Regions from separate parts of the Homo sapiens genome. Here region 2 is linked to region 1. The links are chromatin loops, found by intact Hi-C in ENCODE. Cell type or tissue: B cell. All regions are shown on one strand.

The links. A loop is a pair of places that touch in the nucleus more often than their neighbours do. Peaks named below come from ENCODE experiments on the same cell type or tissue, not always from the same donor. Only the 100,000 strongest peaks of a DNase experiment are listed, where the experiment ranks them.
Region 2: it touches region 1 in a loop (4-fold over the local background); 108 of 110 quality-filtered maps call a loop at or near these places.

What each region holds. Positions count from the first base shown.
Region 1 is chr5:151,123,221-151,125,720 of GRCh38, reverse strand. ANXA6 (annexin A6) reads left to right here. Exons shown (of 26, transcript NM_001155.5): 15 at 1,354-1,435. Among named protein-coding and RNA genes, the nearest start is that of ANXA6, 33 kb to the left of the region's middle. RefSeq lists an enhancer at 1,376-1,876. In B cell, no CTCF peak of the experiment used is centred here; DNase peaks (open chromatin) are centred at 100, 580 and 1,350; H3K4me3 peaks cover 1,167 bases; H3K27ac peaks cover 2,500 bases.
Region 2 is chr5:151,058,729-151,061,228 of GRCh38, reverse strand. It overlaps TNIP1 (TNFAIP3 interacting protein 1), which reads left to right. Exons shown (of 18, transcript NM_006058.5): 5 at 834-911. Among named protein-coding and RNA genes, the nearest start is that of TNIP1, 21 kb to the left of the region's middle. RefSeq lists an enhancer at 921-990. In B cell, no CTCF peak of the experiment used is centred here; DNase peaks (open chromatin) are centred at 1,188 and 1,908; H3K27ac peaks cover 2,242 bases.

The DNA.
Region 1 (2,500 bases):
TGATGTGAGAAGTGAATTTAGTTTGGCAGGGTTGAATAACGCTGAACTCCACAGAGTGAATGAGAAAGGCACTCCTTTCCAATTTCATCAGCGTTTCTGATTACGTCAAAGAGGAAGTCTTGGTTTGGTGCCGCCGTCTCTGCAACACTTGCTGATTTTCCTTTTTCACAAAGAGAAAGCTGAGAGAGCTCGCTTTAAGTTTCAGAGCTTCTGGCAAGTAGAGGCATCATGTTAAATTTCATGGTATATCACCTCTTTTGTTTTTATTATGTTGATTTTTGTGGTAAATTGTCAGTTTATGATACATGGTATCAACTTCCTAATTCATGGTAGTTATATAAAATTAATTTCATCCATTCCTTTTTTTTTTTTTTTTTTTGAGACAGGGTCTCACTCTGTTATCCAGGCTGGAGTACAGTGGCATGATCATGGCTCACTGCCACCTCCCCAGGCTCAGGTGATCCTTCCACTTAGCTTCCCAAGTAGCTGGGACCTCAGGTGGACACCACCACACCTGGCTAATTTGTGTAGAGACAGGGTTTCACCATGTTGCCTGGGCTCATCTTGAACCAATGGGCTCAAGCGATCCTCCTGCCTTGGCCTCCCAAAGTGCTGAGATTACAGGCATGAGCCATTGTGCCAAGCCTCATTAATCCACTTAACAATTATTTTTTGAGTGTGCCTATTATGTCAGACACTGTTGTAGGCACCTGGGATATGTAACAGGATAAAACGGATACAATTCCTTGCCTTTTGGGAGTAATTTTAAATGCACTTCAAAAATTGATGCATTTAAGTAGACAGAAAAGAAGTTGAATTACATAAAACCATTAAGAGATGGCATAGTGTGTGTGCTAATTTGGAATAGTGAAAGTCCTTTAGGAGTGACTGAAATTTGGGAAACTCTGTTCTGGTATTTCAGAACTTTTCTGCTGCCTTTTCAGGGGGAATGACTCTTTAAGAGGCAGAGGGGGCCTCGGGGGCAGGGTAGGATTCAGAAGAATTGGGGATGCCCCGGTGGAATAAGCAGCCAAGGGGCACTAGAACCGAGGCAGATCCCGTGGCAGGCGGGAGCCTAGCCAATTTCTCTTGATCAGGACTTGCCCTGCTCCCAGCCCTGAGTCCCTCTCTCCCTCTCTCTATATCTTTCTGTCTCTTTCTCTCTCTCTCTCTCTCTCTCTCTCAGCTCTCGTGCAGGGTCTGTCTGCTGTGGCTTCACCTCTGCCTCTTTCCCCACCCACGCCGCTTGGTTTGGGCTCATGGGGTGAGCTTCCCACCCTCGCATGCTGTCTTTCAGCCTGGTCCCCAGGGGGGCCTTCAGACACCTGCTGAGTCTCTTTCTGCTTCTCACAGCTGAAGGGAACTGTGCGCCCAGCCAATGACTTCAACCCTGACGCAGATGCCAAAGCGCTGCGGAAAGCCATGAAGGGACTCGGTATGGGGGATGGGAAGGGAGCAGGGTTGGTCTCCAGGGCAGCAGGTGTGGTGGGTTTGGCCGTGGGCTGGCAGGGGATGGAGTGAGGTTTCAAATTAGAGTCTGCAGGATGAGGAAGGCTTGATCTCAAGTTTCCACCCTCCTAGCTCCCAGAGTATAGAGAGGAGGGGCAGGAGAGGGTTCATAAGGAACTTGGCAGAAGCCCTTTCCAGGGACCAAGGTGTCCCCCAGCCTCCTGGAAGCAGTATCCTGGCACTGAAGAAAGTACCAGGTCACAAAATTGGCATGGTGCCCTGGCTCTGCTGCTGACTCACCGTGTGACTCTGGGTGAGCCTCTCCGCCACTCTGGGTCTGAATTTCCCTATGTGTAAAATCAGGGCTGTGGACCCTGGAACCCAAGAGCCCTCCCTCATTCTGTGGTGGGAGTGTGCCCTGCTGGGCAGGTCTTTCAGACCTATATTTGGCACCAGTGGGAAGAGTACTGCACCCACAGGTTCAGATCAGCTGGGCCTGTGCTCAGAAAGTCCAGCCTGGGACAGGCCATCTAGGGTTTGGCTTTCTTTGCCTTTCTGCCCCATCTGTCTGACAGCAACTCCCAGGAGGCTTTAGGTTAAGTCCATCACCCTCCTGAGCCTCCTTTCCATGTGTCTCATGGGAATGATGATACCTGCCAAGCTCGCCTGGGACTGTAGGATGCTAGAGGTAAAAATGCCATGAAAGACCCCTGTGCTGGGTCTGTGGTTGATGGCATTAATCTGAGAAGCAGGAAGTGATATTCTAATGCCTTCCAGAGTCAACCTGCTGTGGTTAGAGGGACTCAGGGTCCAGCTTCCAGAGAGCTGAAGAGAAAGGACATAGAGTTGCTAACAGGACTTGGACTGTCAGGGTTGGAAGGATCCCTTGGTGACTACTCCAGCCTCTTCATGTTACAGATGTGGAAACCAAGTCCCATCAAGGGAAGGGGACTTGCCCAGGGTGGGCAGCCATTGCCAGAGCCAGAACTAGAACTCAGAGGCACTGACTCCCAACCCAGTGCTCTCTACCTCCCAGCTGTCCTTTTTCCTC
Region 2 (2,500 bases), 64 kb after region 1:
GATGAAGGGAGGCTGCAGACCAGGTTTAACGGGACATGGAAATCCCAGATCCCAGAGCTAATGGCTGGTTCAGGTGGGCCATTGGCTTCTTGGTTGGTTGAATGACCAGTAATTCTACTAGGAATGACGGAAAGATGTGAAAAAATCTGGGATTTCTTGGCCACCGTGGATTTGGTTGAATCCTGAAATAGTCTCCAAATTTGGTGAATCATCTCTGGGACTTTTCTCAGATCAGTTCACTCCTCTGGGATCTCCAGGACTGGCTTGGGAAGGCCAGCACAGGACATGCTTGGTGGTGGCCGTAACAGCTGCCATCTGTGTTCTGGGAAACCGATCAGAGACGTCTGGGCCTAAGAGACAGCTCTGGGGCCGTGGCAGGAATGCTGGATCTGCAGTCTTGGGTTCAATCCCTGCTTTTGCATTAACCAACTGTATACTGTAGTTTCCTCATCTTTCCAAAGAGGATATAACCTTCTGACCCACTCCATGGGTCACCCTGAGAAATAATGGAGCTCATGAAAGCATTTAAAAAGTACACGGCCTTAAAAAATGCAATCCTACAGTGCTGCTGGTTCAAGGTCAGCTAGTCCCACATCTCCCTTCTACAAAAGAGGATTGGCCATCGAGGGGATATGACCTCACATTATGCAGAGGGCTATGACAGGCTTGTCGAGAATCCTGCTTTGTGATCTCATGTGAGATGATATGTAACGGTCCCTGTGTACTCAAAATGGGAAGAGATTTTGTCCCCCTTGCTGCTCTCAGCCACAGGGCCGCAGAGGAGGGGTGAGCTGTTTTTCTCTCGGGCAGCACCTAACTTCCTTTCTGCACAGGGCACCTCCTCTGAATTTGAAGTGGTCACTCCTGAGGAGCAGAATTCACCAGAGAGCAGCAGCCATGCCAATGCGATGGTGAGTGGACGGGCAGGACCCCGGGCTTGACCTGCTGCCCTCTTTGTGTCCTGTCACTTGCTACCATGTGAGAGGCACAGAACCTGTTCAGATCCCTTAGGTACCCTGGAGTCACTTGGGGATACACGAGGGGCAGGAGCAAAGGGTGCTTCTCGCTCACATATGCAAATTCCTGGGCTAGTGACTTCCCCGACTTGGAGCACACGGGCACCCGACCGTTGTGAAAGCCTGGGCTCTTTGCCAGCCCTGTTGCCTTCTGCCAGGGGCCAGGCACCTCCGCACACTATGACTCAGCCCTTTGGGTCTGTGGGCTTCCAACCCCGGGGGAGAAAGAAGGGTCAGGAAGGCCCAGGGCCCTGTAAGACAGGTGATTTGCTCTTTGTGCAGACTCTTGGAGCACACAGGAAGGAGGTTCAACTTTCCACTTACACGCATGCGCGCGCGCGCGCGCACACACACACACACACACACACACACACACACACACACTCTCTCTCTCTCTCTCTCTCTCTCTCTCTCTCTCTCTCTCTCTCTCTCTGTCTCTCGTACAGCTCTGGAGCGTCTGCCCAGCATCCTCATTCCACACCTTACAACACTGGCTGCCTTTTTCCTAACTATATCTCCTTCTGTTCTTTCTTAAAATGGCAGACTTATTGAAGAACCATTGTGAAAAGTCTGGAAGATTCTTTAAACGACTTAAATTTCTACCTTCTCCATTCTCCCTTCCTTCCCACTTTTAAGTTTTTTTCTTTAATTGTTGTTATGCGAGCAATAGGTGCTCTAGCCCTTCACTGATATATTGATCCCTGCTGCCTCCCTTCACAAAGGTTTGGCTGACAAATATGCTTGTGTTCACTGGTTGCCCCATGTACCTGTCAGTGCCCAGTGCAGGGCCCCCTCAGGTGGCTGTCTGGCTAACTAGCATGCCTTCAGTGTTGAGAGGCTCACCACTGCCTCAGGCAGCTCTGAGTATTGGAAAGGCTCTTTATGTTCTGTCGCCTGGAACCTTCTGTCCCCTTGTCCTGTTCTGTCCCTGAGGGCTCTGAGATGCTGGCCATGGAGGCAAGATCCCCTGCTCAGAAAGTGTTTCACTCTGACTTTGGACCGATAACTTTAACTGACGTAGTAAGTTCCTCATTAGCTCTACAGTGTGCCTGTCTCTGCTGAGCCACTTGAGCCAAGACAACACAGCCTCCCTGTGCTCTGAAGCTTGTAGTCTGGAGAAGTCGCAGGCATGGGAAGCATCGCATGAGCCTTAAATAGAGCAGCATCTGCCACCTCAGCTCCTTTGTGGAAAGAGGCAGTGGGGGAATGGATGCAGAGTTGAAACAGCAGCATTTCCTCTTGTTAGAATGCGGCACACTGACGCCATTACACAGGTGTTCAGGGAATGCCAAGTTGGGGTTATAGTCATTGCCATTCCTCCAGAGTTCAGAGAAGTGGGAGGTCAGTGCAGCAGAGCACTGGATGGCGAGTCAGGAAACCTCAGTTCTCGTTATACCTCTGCCACTGACTTACAGGGCAACTTTGGGCAAGTTCCTCCTCCCCATAGCTTGGTTTCCCGGCCTGATCTCTGAGGCTCCCTGTAG